2 separate regions of the Mus musculus genome follow, and region 2 is linked to region 1. Evidence: chromatin loops called from intact Hi-C (ENCODE). Cell type or tissue: gastrocnemius. All regions are shown on one strand.

What was found. Hi-C counts contacts between places; a loop is a spot of excess contacts. Peaks named below come from ENCODE experiments on the same cell type or tissue, not always from the same donor. Only the 100,000 strongest peaks of a DNase experiment are listed, where the experiment ranks them.
Region 2: it touches region 1 in a loop (2.3-fold over the local background); 2 of 42 quality-filtered maps call a loop at or near these places.

Annotation. Positions count from the first base shown.
Region 1 is chr4:11,482,209-11,490,208 of GRCm38, forward strand. Virma (vir like m6A methyltransferase associated) reads left to right here and starts at 3,750. Exons shown (of 24, transcript NM_001347055.1): 1 at 3,750-3,897. The coding sequence starts at 3,835. In gastrocnemius, no CTCF peak of the experiment used is centred here; a DNase peak (open chromatin) is centred at 3,699; H3K4me3 peaks cover 2,022 bases; H3K27ac peaks cover 1,586 bases.
Region 2 is chr4:11,249,767-11,257,766 of GRCm38, forward strand. Ints8 (integrator complex subunit 8) reads right to left here and starts at 4,493. Exons shown (of 27, transcript NM_001159595.1): 1 at 4,215-4,493; 2 at 3,010-3,184. The coding sequence starts at 4,344. In gastrocnemius, a CTCF peak has its summit at 4,282; DNase peaks (open chromatin) are centred at 3,641 and 4,488; H3K4me3 peaks cover 3,091 bases; H3K27ac peaks cover 2,667 bases.

The sequences.
Region 1 (8,000 bases):
GCGTGTGTGCGTGTGTGTACATGAATACCACAGCTTATGTGGCATGTGTTTGGAGGCAGGAGAACTTTAGAGTTGATTTTCTCCTTCTTCCAGGCACCCCAGGGACTGAATTGTGTCAGCAGGATTGGCAGCAAGTTCCCTTCCTTACTGATCTAACTCAAGTGAAGACTTAGTTTGGCTCATAGTTTAAGGGAGTATAGGCCACAAGAAAGAAAAGGTGTGGCAGCAACCACATTATGTCTGTAACCAGAAGGCAGAGAGATGAATTCCTGTGCTCAGCTTGACTTCTCTTTATTTAGTCTGGGACTCCCACATTCAGGATGGGTCTCCTCTCCCTGTTAAACCTAGAAATACCACAATTGACACACCAGAGGTATATTTCCATAGTGATTCTAAATCTAGTCAAGTTGATCAAGAAGATTAATTGTGGCCAGTAGTAATGCTCAACAGTCTGAACATTTTAAAGTTAAGTCATAAGTTGCTTCCTTTAATTGAAAAGGAAAATGCTGTTAGGAAAGAAAAACTTTGCTGAGGTTGCTAAAATCTGTGCGATAGTGGTTTGAATGAGAATGTCTTCCCCCTGCCCCATAGGTTCCTATAGTTGAATACTTGGGCCTCAGTTAGTGGAACTGTTTGGGAAGGATTCAGGGATGTGGCCTTGTTGGATGAGGTGTGTCACTGAGGTTGAGCTCTGAGGTTTCAAAAGCCCCTCCCAGGCTAGGGTTTCACTTTCTACCTGCTGCCTGTGGATCAGGATATAAAGCTCTCAGCTACTGCTCTAACACCATGCTCTGCCTCCTGCCACAATGATTATGGACTAACCTTCTGAAACTGTAAGCAAGCCACCCCCAAATGACTTCTTCTTATAAGAGACCTTGCTTGTGGTTCTTCACAGCAATAGAACAGTAGCTAAGACATGGTTAAGATCACATCTTCTAGCCATCAAAAGAAAAAATTTTGTGGTAGTTTTGCATGGCTATTTCAATGGCAAGAGTTGCAGTGTATTAAAAGAACATTGTTGGGCTGATGAGATGGCTCAGCGGTTAAGAGCACTGGCTGCTCTTCTAGAGGTCATGAGTTCAAATACCAGCAACCACATGGTGGCTCACAACCATCTGTAATGAGAAACAAATTTAAAAAAGACCTATGGGCTGGAGTGAACAGGGCCAAAGCGAGTGAACAGGACTGGAGCAAGAGGGAAAAAGGGAAGTGGTGGGAGGGCATAGTTATGACGGAAAAGACATTACATTTCCATATATATGGAAAAAATATCACATATGTAGGATTGTATCCACTTGGAATCTTGGAACATTTTCTGTGAATAAGAGTACCTGTTCTTCTATGTCAATCAAATAAGTGTAATACAAATTTTAAAAAAGTAAGTCCTTGCCAAATATGTATGGGTGGCAAAGACATAAATACCCTTCCAAAGTAATAAATATGTCATTAGACAATTGCAAGATTAGACAGTGGGCTAATACTATGTACATATTAGAATAGACAAATCTAAAACACTGACTCTTAATGCTGGGTAAGTGCAAAATGAGATAAATATTTAGAAGACAGTTTGGTAGTTTCTTATATAGATGGTCCTTTTATCATATGGTCCCATGATTACTCTAAATATTGAGCTTAATGAGATGAAAACTTATATTCACACAAAAATTTCCACACACAAGTGCACGCACACACACACACTCCTATCTCTTAGGAAGAAGAGAGAATTGAAAAGCTTACAAATTATTTCATGAGAGATTGTATCCTTGGATCGATAATGATGTATTTGTCAAAACTGTACAATACTCAGTAATTATAATATATCAATATTGGCTGATCAATTGTAATATATGTACAATCTTACTTCAAGTTATTAATAGAAGGGGACTTGGGGTGGGGAAAGAAAAATATGGGATCTCTCTATACTGTCTGTGAAATTTATTGTAAAACTGCTCTTAAAAAGGGCACATCCCTGGAATCCCAACGTTGGGAGGTGGAAATAGGAGATGTACAATTTTCACATCAGCTTGGGCTACTTAACTGGCTTAAAAAAATTGTGGGTTAGGGATATAGATCCTTTTAGAGTACTTGCCTAACCTCAAGATCCTAGGTTTGATTTCCAGAACTGGAGAAAAACAAGAGTATGAGTGGACTTTTAGACTTAAAGGTATTTCTTTGGTTTTGTTTTTTGTTTTTCCTAGCTGAGGGAGAAGAATATGCACGTTTACTTGCTGTTCCCTCCCCACATAGTCTTGTTAAGCAGAAGATAGACATGAAAAACGTCGGTAAAAGGGGAATCCCACAGACAGCTTGAGTCCTGTTCCTTGTTTAGATAGCCTGCCAGTCTATTGTAAAATCCTGGCCTCAGCCTTCAGTGTGAAACCTCAATTTTATTTTTTTTTTATTTTTTTTATTTTTTTAAAGATTTATTTATTGATTATATGTAAGTACACCGTAGCTGTCTTCAGACACTCCAGAAGAGGGCGTCAGATCTCGTTATGGATGGTTGTGAGCCACCATGTGGTTGCTGGTATTTGAACTCTGGACCTTTGGAAGAACAGTCGGGTGCTCTTACCCACTGAGCCATCTCACCAGCCCCCGAAACCTCAATTTTAAAAAGAAGAAAATGTCCTAAGGGAAGGTCATGAGATCAAATACAAGACCTTGAACAAATCTAACAAATGAATAGACAGTGTCTAGTTGAAAGCAATTCTGGCAAACATACAGGAGAATGGAGACATTTTAAGCCTCCTCAGCAGAGCACGACAAAGAGACAGTTATATAAACCCTGAGAGGGAGATAGCCTAGGCACTGAGCTGATCCACCCCACTCTCTCCCTGATGGCCTGTTCCTACTTTTGCTGATCTGCTTTTGTTTTGCTACAACTTTGTGTCTTGATGGGTGGTTCCTGAGAGGACCAGAATAGAGAAAAATTCCTTCTTAACACTCCCTAGGACTATGTATAGTTTCAAGTGTCCAGCACTTGACAGAGAAACTATTCATAAAATTAAAACAAACACACTTTTTATTTTGAGGCAGGGTCTCACGGAGTAGTAGTCTAGGCTGGTCTGAAGCTCAAACTCTTCCTTTGTCCTTTAAATGCTGGAATTGGCAGACTGCTTGTCAGCCAGAAATAGACTTTGTGCTCTCTCTTATATTCGTGACGTTTCATTTATATACCTTTTTGAACCTTATAAGAATTAATCCTCATAATCAGCTCGTGGGATTATTCATCATATTTAACATTTTCATAAACGAGAAAATTTTCCTTTCGTTTGCTGAGACAAGTTGTCTCCCTCCCTCTTTCTCCCTTTCCCTCATTTTTTGAGACACGGTCTCATGTAGCTCAAGCTGGGATTCAACTCCTGGCTGGCCTTGTGTGTGCTCTTTTCTTCTCTTTGAAAACAGTGTCTTTTCAGATTCCCTCATTGCATGGTTTTGTTTGGAGAGCATGCCTCGTGGGAGGCATACGGTGCCGTGTGTCTAGATTTGGCACACTTTCCTATCTTCTAGAACTCATCGCCTCTCGCAGGCGTCGTGGCTCCGCTACTCCGGAGAACCACGGGATTTGGACCACTGCAAACACCGTAGTCCCCGCCCCTCTTTTTTTTTTTTTTTCCCTGCCCCTTTGGGCTCGCAGAAGGCGCCCTCCGCCGCGCTGGAGGAGGCGGGGCTTACGGCTTAAGTCAGCAAGCTGCGATGGGATTGGTGGAGGCTTGAGACGACAGCGTCCTGTTTACCGGAAGTACTGCAGTTTTCCCCCTAGCTGGAGCCTCGGCCTGGGAGGTTGGAGAGCTGCCCCGGAAGTCATCTCCCGGTCCCCCGCCCGCGGCAGACATGGCGGTGGACTCGTCTATGGAGCTGCTATTTTTAGATACTTTTAAACATCCGAGCGCTGAGGTAAGGCCTCGCGACCCGATTTCGACACGGCCCCTCAGTTCCGGTACCCCTGCTGCGGAGTCGGGGGCCGTCCGGGCGGTGTCCTCCCTCAGTCGCGCGCGCGCGGGGGTCCTCTGGTCCACACCCCCTCCCCCAGCCCGGTGCGAGCCCGGTGGCCCTGGGCGGCGGCCCTGCCTTTCTCGGCTTTGATTTGGGGCCCGCGGCTTCAGTCGAGTCAGTCGCGCTGCTGACAGTTTGTCCTGTCAGCGTTGAGTCCTGCGGAGGGTCCTTGGTCTCAGGTGTACTTCGGGTGGGATGCAGGCGTGAGCTTGGGCATCTGGTTTTTGACAGTAGTGTCGGGTTCTGGATGCCCTCAGGGTACGGACTATCCAGGATCCTAAGTCCTCTTCTATCTCTCTTCTAACGGCGGTCTCATTGCTCAATTTGTCATAGCACTTCAATAGTTTGGGAAGGAATTCACCTATTAGGACATGACAGATCTACGAGAATCTCCTTTGCGTGGAGGACACTTGCGAATCATGCAGTATTGAAGGACTAAAGACTGTCATTAGAAAGCAAGTCTGTTGTTTTCAGGGGACGAAGGTGGGGTGTTGCGTAGTTTTGTGTACAGAATTACTTTAGCGTCCCTGAAAGGCCTTGGAATTCTTAAGTTGAATGTACTGAATGTAGCGAATTAACGAAGATTCGCAAAAATGAACTATAACGAAGTCCACAGAGAAATTCGGCTGCGAGGAAGAGAGAGTAAATGAACAAGCCTCATATTTGTTTGTTTCACCGGAAACCTAATCATTTCGAGAGTCATTCTTTGGGGATTGTCTTGTTTCTATGAAGACTGTATTCTTTTTTTTTTTTTTTTTTAAGATTTATTTATTTTATGTATGTGGGTACGCTGTCGCTGTCTTAAGACACACCAGAAGAGGGCATCAGATTCCTTGTGAGCCATCATGAGGTTGCTGGGACTTGAACTCAGGACCCCTGGAAGAGCAGTCAGTGCTCTTAACCGCTGAGCCATCTCTCCAACCCTACTGTACTCTTAATATGACAACATGAAAGTAGGGTAGAGTGTCTCCTATTCTTTCTCGGTTGTATGTCCTGGGTTTAGACCGTACCTAGGAAAACATAAGCATCTGAATGAGAAGAGATTTAAAATGTTCTCTTATGAAGTAATGAAATGAGTACGGCTGCATTTTCTTGAATAAATGAATGAGTGACTGCTGGGCTATGTAATTCCAGCCAGACTTGAGAAAACGCAAAATGGCTGCCAAACGCAAAATTGTTACCAGAACAAACATCTTTATGGAAGTAGAGAACAATAAAATTTAAAGAAAGAACCAGGCATGGCATTAATGTTTTTTATCCCAGTACTTGGGAAGCCCAGGTAGGCAGATCTTTGTGAGTTTGAGGCCAGTGAACTCTCATAGCAAGTTCCAGGACAGTCAGGGTTACATAGTAAGAGTCTGTCTTAAAACAATTTTTTTTGGAAGAAGCATACATACCTAGTACTAGTCTACCAAGCAATTTGTCATTCTTTCAGGCTTTTCTATCCTTCGTTCTTAGACAAAAATTAAGGATCCTAGGAAAACAGAGCAGGTTAAAAAAATACTCTCCGGGAGTGGTTGAAGGTTTAGAAAAAAAAAATCCCATTTGACTTTATCTTGGAAGAGTAGGGGTTTGTAAGAGGTATAGAAATGTTTGGTTCGAGTTAGAATATGTTGTGTAAAGAGGTACACTGGGAATCCTGTGAAGTTTACAGTCTTATCTCCAAAATGCCTAATCACTGGAGTGTAGAGGATGAATGGCATTAACTGAATCACAAAGCACACCTTAATCTCAGCACTTGGGAGGCAGAGGCAGGTGGATCTCTGTGATTTCTAGGCCAGCCTAATCTATAGAGTGAGTTCCAGGACAGCCAGGACTATGCAGAGAAACCCTGTCTAGCAAAACTAAACAAAAAAGCCAAAAAGCCCAACTTAGTTTACAAAACAAAAGGCACTAAAACCAAACAAAATTCTTTTTTTTTTTTTTGGACTGGGGCTAACTTGCAGTGTGAACTAGGGCTGGTTTAGAACTCAGAGATTCACCTACCTCAGCCTCCCTGGAACCAGGATTAAAGGTGGGTGCCACCATTCCCAGCCAAACAAAGTCCGTATTCAGTGTCTGATGTAGGACACTCTAGTTGATACTTATTTAGCTCTCTTTGTGAACATAAAGGTACAGAATTTTGGTGAGAGGCTATTCCTTTGTGAATATCAAGGGAGATTTCATTAACGCAAGTGACATATTAAGTTGATCTTGGTAAAATGGGAACTGTTTCTTTGATTGTGGGAAAGGAGGGCTGCTGTCGTCAGTCTTCTGTTAGGTTATGCCCAGACCAGCTGTATGAATTGATGCCTGACAGGCCATGTCTTGGAGCGCCTTAAATGTTCAAGAATAGTACAGACTCTTTGTTGGAAGTCTTTCGTTATTGAGCAGGGGGATTATATGATTAGTAAGCTAGATAGATTAATTGGTCAGTCATAGAATAAAAAAGTCAGTGAAAATGGGTAGCAAAGTCAGAATGGGTGAGTGAGGTGCAGTGAAAGCTAGTTAGCAGATGGAATTGATCCCTGGAGCTTTTCCTGAGCTAGGGACAGTGCTTTGGTTATTTGAAGGAATTTTCTCTGATCTATTAGTTTTGAAAGTTGTTTTCATTTTATAGATAAGCAATGGTAAAAGGTCAGGTGGTTTCTTTGAACTGACATGGCTACCTTAAGGTAAAATGACATTCTGAGCCATGCCTGCATTCCGGACATCTAGAGAAGAAGTACAAGCTCATGGCTCCCTGGGCGACATAGAAGACAGACAAAAACAAGGTGTGTGAGATGGCTGCATGAGCAAAGCCCCTGACGCCAATCCTGAGAACTTCAGTGTGGTTTCTGGGGCTTCTGATCAAAGGAGAGAACTGCCTCTAGAGGATTTCCTCTGACTTGCATTCAGGCACTGTGGAATAAAGAAAGAAAAATCAAACCAGACAAAACCAGGAAGAAAATACAACACCAGACATTTTTTTTTCCTGGCTCTAAAGTGATGCCATCGGTTTTGCAGTGGGACCAAGGAGGAAGAAGTGCATGCAAGGCACGTCTTGGAGGAGAGGCAGTTCGTAAACATGAAACAAGAAAGTTGAGTTGCTTCTAAAGACATTTGTAATCTATAGGGAAGTTAACCTTTGATTAACCTTTCGCAGAGGATCCCTAAAAGGGGTGAGAGAAGCTCTAGATGAATTACTAGTGGTAGTTTGAATGGCTGGAGAGAAGGCTCAGCAGTTTAGAGCATTTGCTATTTTTGCAGAGGTTCCGGGATTACACAGCTGTGTAACTCCAGTTTCGGGGGCTGAAATGCCCCCTTCTGACCTCTTCAGGCACCAGCATGTGTGCAGTACCACGAATGTGATGTACATACATATACGCGGGCAATATACAGATACATAAGATAAATATTTAAAGGTAAAAAAACCCCTTTGTATTGCGATTCCTTTAAAAATGGGGCTGGAGAGATGATTCAGTGGTTAAGCACACCTGTTAGTCTTACAGAGGACCTGATTTTGTTTCTAGTACCCGTATCAGGAGGTGCACAGCTGTAATTCCAGCTCCATGGGATCCTACCCCATGGCCATATGTGTGCAAACATACATGATTAAAACTAAAGTAAACCTTAGGGGGAAAAAGTGTGTACTGTTCTTGCACAGGACCCAGGGTCAGTTCTGGGTGCCTGGAATCACCTGCACCTACTCCCCTCAACACACACAGATATATGTAGTTACAAATAATCAACCAGTTAATCAGTCAGGCAATCTTTAGGGCTCCGGACATGGCTCAGTGATTAAGAACACTTGTTGCTCTTGCAGAGGGACTTAAGTTTGGTTCTTAGCACTGACAGCAGGCAGCCTCCAATGGCTTGTGACTTTAGCTCCAAGGAATCTAGTGCCTTCCTTTGGCTTCCTTTGGCTTCCCTTGGCACTGCACATGTAAATTTCATTCTAGAAAACTTAGAAGATGGAGTGAGCAAATGACTCAGTGGATAAAAAGCACTTGGCAGCCAAGCTTTACGGGTTCAGCTCTGGAACC
Region 2 (8,000 bases), 230 kb before region 1:
CTTTTCTGCCTTCCAAGGGCACCAGGCACATTTGTGGGGCATAGACATTCATGCCATCAAAAACACCCATATACATAAAATAAATAAAAAGTTATAATAACCAGAAGCTGGAAAGAACGCAAATGTCCCTCAACAGAAGAACGGATACAAAAAATGTGGTACATTTACACAATGGAGTACTACTGAGCTATTAAAAACAATGGATTTATGAAATTCTTGGGCAAATGGATGTATCTGGAAGATATCATCCTTAGTGAGGTAACTCAAAAGAACTCACATGATATGTACGCACTGATAAGTGGATATTAGCCCAGAAACATGGAACACCCAAGATATAATTTGCAAAACACAAGAAAATCAAGAAGAGGGAAGACCAATGGGTGGATACTTCATTCCTCCTTAGAATAGGGAACAAAATACCCATGAAAGGAGTTACAGAGACAAAGTTTGGAGCTAAGACCAAAGGATGAACTATCCACAGACTACCCCACCTGGGGCTCCATCCCATCAGCCACCAAACCCAGACACTATTGCATATGCCAGAAAGATTTTGCTGAAGGGACCCTGTTATAGCTGTCTCCTATGAGGCTATGCCAGTGCATGGCAAATACAGAAGTGGATGTTCACAGTCATCTATTAGATGGATCACAGGGCCCCCAATGGAGAAGCTAGAGAAAGCACCCAAGGAGCTGAAGGGGTCTGCAACCCTATAGGTGGAACAATAGGAACTAACCAGTACCCCCAGAGCTTGTGTCTCTAGCTGCATATGTAGCAGAAGATGGCCTAGTCAGCCATCACTGGGAAGAGAGGCCCCTTGGTATTGTAAACTTTATATGCCCCAATACAGGGGAATGCCAGGGCCAAGAAGTGGGAGTTGGTGGGTAGGGGAGCAGGGCGGAGGGAGGGTATAGGGAACTTTCGGGATAGCATTTGAAATGTATATAAAGAAAATATCTAATAATAAATAAATAAATAAATAAATAAATAAGGCTGGGTGGTGGTGGCTTACACCTTTAATCTCAGCACATTGGGACGAAGAAACAGATCTCTGAGTTTGAGGCCAGTTTGGTCTACAGAACAAGTTTCATGAACAGAAACCCTGCCTTTAAAAAAAAGCAAATTATGGGCTGGAGAGATGGTTCAGTGGTTAAGAGCACTGACTGCTCTTCCGAAGGTCCTGAGTTCAAATCCCAGCAACCACATGGTGGCTCACAACCATCTATAACAAGATCTGGTGCCCTCTTCTGGAGTGTCTGAAGACAGCTACAGTGTACTTTCATAAAATAAATAAATAAATAATTTTAAAAAAAAGCAAATTATAAAAGAAAAAAAAAAACTGGAAACAAACTAAATTATTGCTAATGAAGGATAGCTAATGCCACTGTGGTGGTTTGTGGTGAGGTGGGAAATTGAGGCTGGTTTTGCTATAAAGCTCAGGCTGACCTTGAACCACTGGTTCTTCCTCCCTCAGCTTCCCAAGTGCTGGGATTATGTGTACACACCACCATATCCAACTAGCTAATATTATGTTAGGTAAAGATACAAATCAAAACCTTATACAGGATACAATAACGTGATTTACAAATATAACAAGTTAGGTATGCATAATGTCAGCAACTTGGGAAGTTAAGGCAAGATAATCACGAAGTCAAGGTCCCCTTCAGTTACACAGCCAGATCATGGTCAACTAGAGCTACAAAAGATCCTATGTCAGGAAAGAAAGAAAGAAGAAAGAAAGAAAGAAAGAAAGAGAGAGAGAGAGAGAGAGAGAGAGAGAGAGAGGAAGGAAGGAAGGAAGGAAGGAAGGAAGGAAGAAAGGAGAAGAAAGAGAAAGAGAGAGAAAGAGAAAGAGAGAGAGAAAGAAAGAAAGAGAGAGAGAGAAAGAGAAAGAGAGAGAGAAAGAAAGAGAGAGAGAGAGAAAGAAAGAGAAAGAGAGAGAGAAAGAAAGAGAGAGAGAAAGAAAGAGAGAGGGGGGGGTGGGTAGGCACTGGACAGATGCTCAAGTGGTTAGAGCATGTGTTACTCTTTCAGAGGCTGTGGGTTGGATTACCACCACACACATCCATCTGTAACTCCAGTTCAGGGGATGTGATGCCCTCTTCTGATCTCTGAAGGCACTCACATGATACATGTACATACATGTAGGCCAAACATTCATACCTATAAAATAAACCAAAAAAAAAAAAGTTCAAATAAAAAACAGAATTTCTAAACAAAACAAAAATAATAAAAATAGAAGGAAGCGTTGACACTCTTGGTGGCACTGCGTCCCTAGCACTTCTGAGGCTTAGGCTCAGTCTGACACTAAAAAACCAGAACACTGGGCAAACCAGGACAAAAAAATACACAAAAATGTTATGTCTGTCTTTATACGTTCTTCAGGTACTCCTTTTATTTTTTAAATTGAAAGAAAGGATTAAAATAAGTAAATTTCTAAGCATCCCTTTGGAACTATTTGCGTTTAAGTCAGTCAATGCTGACTTGAGTAGCGATGGTAACAGTTTGGGGAGGCGTCAATGATCCCTGGCCAAAAAGTAACAAATCCAAGAGTAAATCAACTGCTAACCAAAACATTTACAGCACTCAGTCTGGACTTTCTCATGTTACCACGCCTGAAGCAATAATTAACTCAGCTACTAGTGGTAAAAAACAGAGACCCTGGCTGTAATTTCTAGTACCACAAGAAGACAGTTTTCTCTTTACCTTAAAGGGTGGTTTATCTACTGCAGCTTTCCTACAGAGTTGGATGGTTTGAGTTACCCTGCTGTCCTGTCTGGTCTCTTAACTTGGGGGCTCTAGTAAGCCTGCTGCCTCAGCCTCAGGCTATTGGGACTACACACATGTCTAGGTTTACTTTCTTAATACCTTCTTTACATGCTTGAATGTTTTGCCATGAACATGCAGAAAAGTAATTTATTTTAAGCCACTATCAGAAAAACATTAGAATCCAGACAGAAACAAAGACATTCAAACACTGCTTCAAATGTAATGCCATTTACAGCTTTATACCTTTTCTCCAGTATGTCTAAATCCCACTTCAAATGTGCAGCAACTTTAAGAGCAAGAAGCTTTAGGACGCGATTTCTCTTGTTATCAGGTGGAGGCTGGACTTGGTTTTGCTCATTAACTGAAGGTTTGGAAGCCTGCTCCAAAAACTGAACTATAAGCTGAACTGGTGCAGGATCTAGGATTTAAAAGAAATTAAATTCTTAAAGTTTTCGTTATAAAAACGCAAAAGGATTCGCGTATACTAAAGACTATGGTACTTGGGGGGCACGAAACATCTGGAGGTGTGGTCAGAGACAGCTGCAGATCGGCGTTTGCCAGCTTAATTAATAAGCAAGAGGGTCTGGGGACGATTCAAAACTGATTCATAACAAAGCATTTCACAGAGAAGAACTAAGCATTACAGGTTCCCAGTTCAAGATAAGACCAATGCCAATTGGAGGAAAGAAGTAGTGTTTTGACAGGGGTCTTTTATTGAACTGTCTCTAGCTTTGTTTCCCACCAGTAAAGTAGCGGCTAATGCCACTTTCTTCACTATAATGAAGGCTTCGCTAAGGACCGCAACCTATTTAAAGAGCTAAGCACGGAGGCTTGGCACCCTAGCCCCTAACAATGTGTCAATAGGAAAGCTCTAAAAGCACTGAGATACACTTGGTAAAACTGCCCCACCAATGATGCCAACTTTTCACAAAGTAGTCTCCTACAAGGCCAAATTCGGATGAGAACTGAGCAAACTAAAGGTAAAGACCTTACATTGTACCTTTACCAAAATGCCCGAAAGAGGAAAAGGGCCATGTTCCTTGCCCAACACGGGTATCCCTATACAACAGCCGAAGCAGCTGTTTTCGGGGGATTTATATTAATTCGGGGTTCAACAGTGAAATACACAATCCCCTGGCTGAATGAACCGAAGGCTACGGCCGGCTCTAGGCTCCGCAGAGCCGCTCTCCCCTCACGAAGTCACCCCCAGGGCCGTGCGACATCGGCGACCCGACCCCCGCACGGCGAGTGCGGGCGCCCTTCGCTGTGAGGACCGCGGCAGACCGAAAGCCTTTGTCTGAAACTTTCCGCAGACGCTCCGCGGCGACGTTCCCGGCTGAGGCACCGTCGAGCTGGGCCCAGCGGCGCCGGCCAGGCCTCAGGCAGCGGGGGACAGAAGGCAGCGGGCCGCAGACCACGCCCGCCCGCCCGCTCGCTCGCTCGCTCACCCGGACAGGCTTTGCGCAGATGCTTCTCCAACAGCGACTCCTCCAGCAGGAACTCGAACCAGCAAGTCTGCGGCGGGGTGCAGGGCCGGCTGGAGGTGGCCGCCTCCCGGTCCGCCGCCTCCGCGCTCATCCTGCCCCCGCCGCCGCTGCTCCCGCCGCCTCCGGGCTCCAACCTGACCCTCGCCCAGTCCCTTTATCCAGCGAAACCGCCCGGAACCTCTAGTCAGCTCGCACAGCCCAAGATGGCGTAGTAGTCGGCCAGAGTCCGGCCCCGGATCCGCAGCTAGCCACGCTCTCGACCAATCCCAGTTAGACTTCGGAGGAAAGGGGCGGGAACAGCAGACTGCTCCGCCCCTTAGCTGCCATGGAGTCTCCTGGCCCTTCAGAAGCTAGATTCTGGCGGGGCTCTCCAGATTCTCTGGACATTCCCAGAGAAAATGAAGCGAGTTCGATGTCTTCGTAAGAAAACCAAAGAGACCAAATCTAGTTGCTTTGTCTTGGGTGCTTTACCTTTTTGAGACTCCTTCCAGCCTAACTCCTCTCCCCGTTTCCCAAGGCTTATTACATAATTAAGATCCAACTTTCCTGGGGTTGGGGATTTAGCTCAGTGGTAAAGTGCTTGCCTAGCAAGCCCAAGGCCCTGGGTTCGGTCCTCAGCTCCGGAAAAAAGAAAAAAAAAAAAAAAAAACAAACTTTTCTGCGACTTCCCAAGACTAACTCTCGGAATAAGAAGCTAGTTAATTTTCCTCAGATCTCCAGTCTAGGCACAGTAAACCCTATTTTACGCGTTCCACCATTCTGAAAGGTCCTTAAGTATCATTATCAATAAAACTAAAAAGCATGGTGTAGTGGGGCATTCCTGTAAAACCCAGCACTTGGAGAGCAAAAGCCAAAGCCAGATTGGTCCTTCTAGAGAGTTCCTGTGATCAGCTGACTGGCCAGCTGATCCGGACAAAATACATCCAGAAGAAAGTTTGAAGAAAACTCCCAGACATCCTATACACACCTCATAGAAAATTTCAGATATGTGTTACTAAAGATGATTGTTTTCATAAAGGGACCCTGAGAAACAAAGAAAAAAATTCAGATTTAGTCAGTTTCTTTTAGATGCTTCTCCTGTTTTGTTTTGCTTTGTTTGAAACAGGGTTTCACTCTGTAGCCCAGAATGACCTGGAACTATGTAGCCCAGGCTAAACTTGAACTTGCATCCATTTTATTGAATCAACCACCCAAGTGCTGGATTATAGATTAAGCTCTTTGTGGGCTTTTTTGGGTGGTTATCTGTTGTTTTGTTTTCAGATTTCTTTTTTTTTTTTAAAGATTTATTTATTTATTATATGTAAGTACACCGTAGCTGTCTTCAGACACTTCAGAAGAGGGAGTCAGATCTTGTTACAGATGGTTGTAAGCCACCATGTGGTTGCTGGGATTTGAACTCTGGACCTTCAGAAGAGCAGTCGGGTGCTCTTACCCACTGAGCCATCTCACCAGCCCCTTTAGATTTCTTTTTAAAAGAATAAAATAAAACCATGTATAGAATATGTAAAACTATTCTATAAATATTCTGATGGATCTTATATCCTTTAGGACTAGCTGGGATAAACTGGGCAGTGGTGGCGCATGCCTTTAATCCCAGCACTTGGGAGGCAGAGGCAGGCAGATTTCTGAGTTTGAAGCCAGCCTGGTCTACAGAGTGAGGTCCAGGAAAGCCAGGACTATACAGAGAAACCCTATCTCGAAAACAAAACAAAACAGGAATAGCTGGGATAGCAAGCCTTTGATTGATCGAATCGAGGCTTTTATAAACCAGCAATAAATTTAAAGCTATTATAAAGTCATGTTAATGCTTTCAACTTCTTTGTATCACTTTGTAAAAAAGTATCTAGCTGAATGGAGAACTCAGCAATCTGAAGAAATGAAGTCAGTCAGTGTTCACTGATTGCCGTGTTAAGTTGGGGCTGAGTTTCTGAATTATTTTGTCTTTAAATGGCAACTCCCACCCTGGTCCTTTAAACTTTAAAGCATTCTACAGTGGCAGACAAGATTGGCAAAGAAAATGGCTGGACAGATACCTCCAAGTTAACGTTTTCAAGTTGCATAGAGGGAAGAATATAGTCCTCTGGCCAGCGGGAAGTCTGCCACTGCCAACTGAGCCTCGGGAGGAAAACTCATTAGAACCTCTCTCACTTCCAAGTAATAAGCTTGTGTGTGTGTCAAGATTTAAAGCACAAATTCTTTGGTGTATAGATCAGACACCAACTCATGGTGAGCTTTTAGGACTGGATCTCAGAATTTTCCTCAGTAGCCAAATATTGTCTCATTAATACATCACGGGACGATCACTGGAAGGTCCTCTTTGCCATTCCTTTCCCCGTGCTGTTAAGTCAGAGTTGTCAGAGGCAGAGCCACCCTGACGTGAGTCTCTAAAGTTTTATCTATATACTTTCAAAATGAGGACAGATGTAAGTATGCCAGCAAATAATGTGATTCCTTCCAATAGGCACTCAATCCTGGTGTGGTTGTACATGCCTATATTCCCAGCGTTCACAGAGTATAGAATGAGTGATAAGCTTGAGGCCAGCCTTGCTACATAGCAAAACTCTTAATAACAACAAACCAAAACTCTATACCACATATCAACAAATCAGAGAATATAGATCTTGGTTTCTCTCCCTCCTCCTCCTCTTCCTCCTCTTCTTCTTCATCATCTTCAGATTTATTTTCAGGACCTGGAGAGAAGACTTAGGAGTTAAGAGCACTGGCTGCTCTTCGAAGGCACTTAGGTTCAATTCCCAGCACACAGGAGGCTAACAAACATCTGTAACTCCAGATCCAAGGGACCTGACACCCTCTTTTCTTGCTTCCTCAGACATGTGGCACAGGCATACATGCAGGCAAAATACTCATACATATAAAATAAAAATAATTAAAAGACTTTTTAAAATTAGTGTGTATGCACCCTGGAGGTCAGAAAAGTATGTCATCAAATCCCCTGGGAACTGAACTCTAGGCTCCTGCAAGAGCAGGACGGACTCTTTTTTTTTTTTTTGAGAGAGAGAGAGAGAGAGAGAGAGAGAGAGAGAGAGAGAGAGAGAGAGAGAGAGACTATGTAGCCCTGGCTGCTTTGGAACTCCCTATATAGACCAGGTTGGCCTCAAACTCACATATCAGAGGCTGCCTCTGCCTCCTGAGTACCATGATTAATATTCTGAGCCAGAACACCTGGCTACCAGCACTCTTTACCTCTGAGCTTCTCTCAAGCCCCTAAGAATAAAGCTCTTAAATGTGGTCCACAAAGCGCTATGGAACCACTGTCCTTAGTGATTAATTTTGTCAACATGATGCAAGCTAGAGTCACATGGGATTTATTAGAGATAATGGACCTATAAGATTCCTGGCAAGTCTGTACTGAATTGTCTTGATTCACCTTACTGGAGGTGGTACCACCTCTCATCCTAGATGATATAAGAAAACAAGTTGAGCAGGCCACAGGGAAAAAGTCAGTAAACAACACTTCTTCATGGCCTTTGCATCAGCTCCTTCCTGTAGGTTCTTGCCTTGTTTGAGTTCCTGCTCTGATTTCCCACAGGGCTGTGGAATTATAAACTGAAATATACTTTCCTCTGAAACTTGTTGCTGGTCATATCTTATCACAGTAATAGAACCCTTAAGACAGCTCCAGAGAAGGCTCCTCAAGATCTTTGTGATGGTTTGAATGAGAATGGCCTCGATGGGCTCATACAGTTGATTGCTTAGTCCTCCGTTGGTGGAACTGTTCAAGGATTA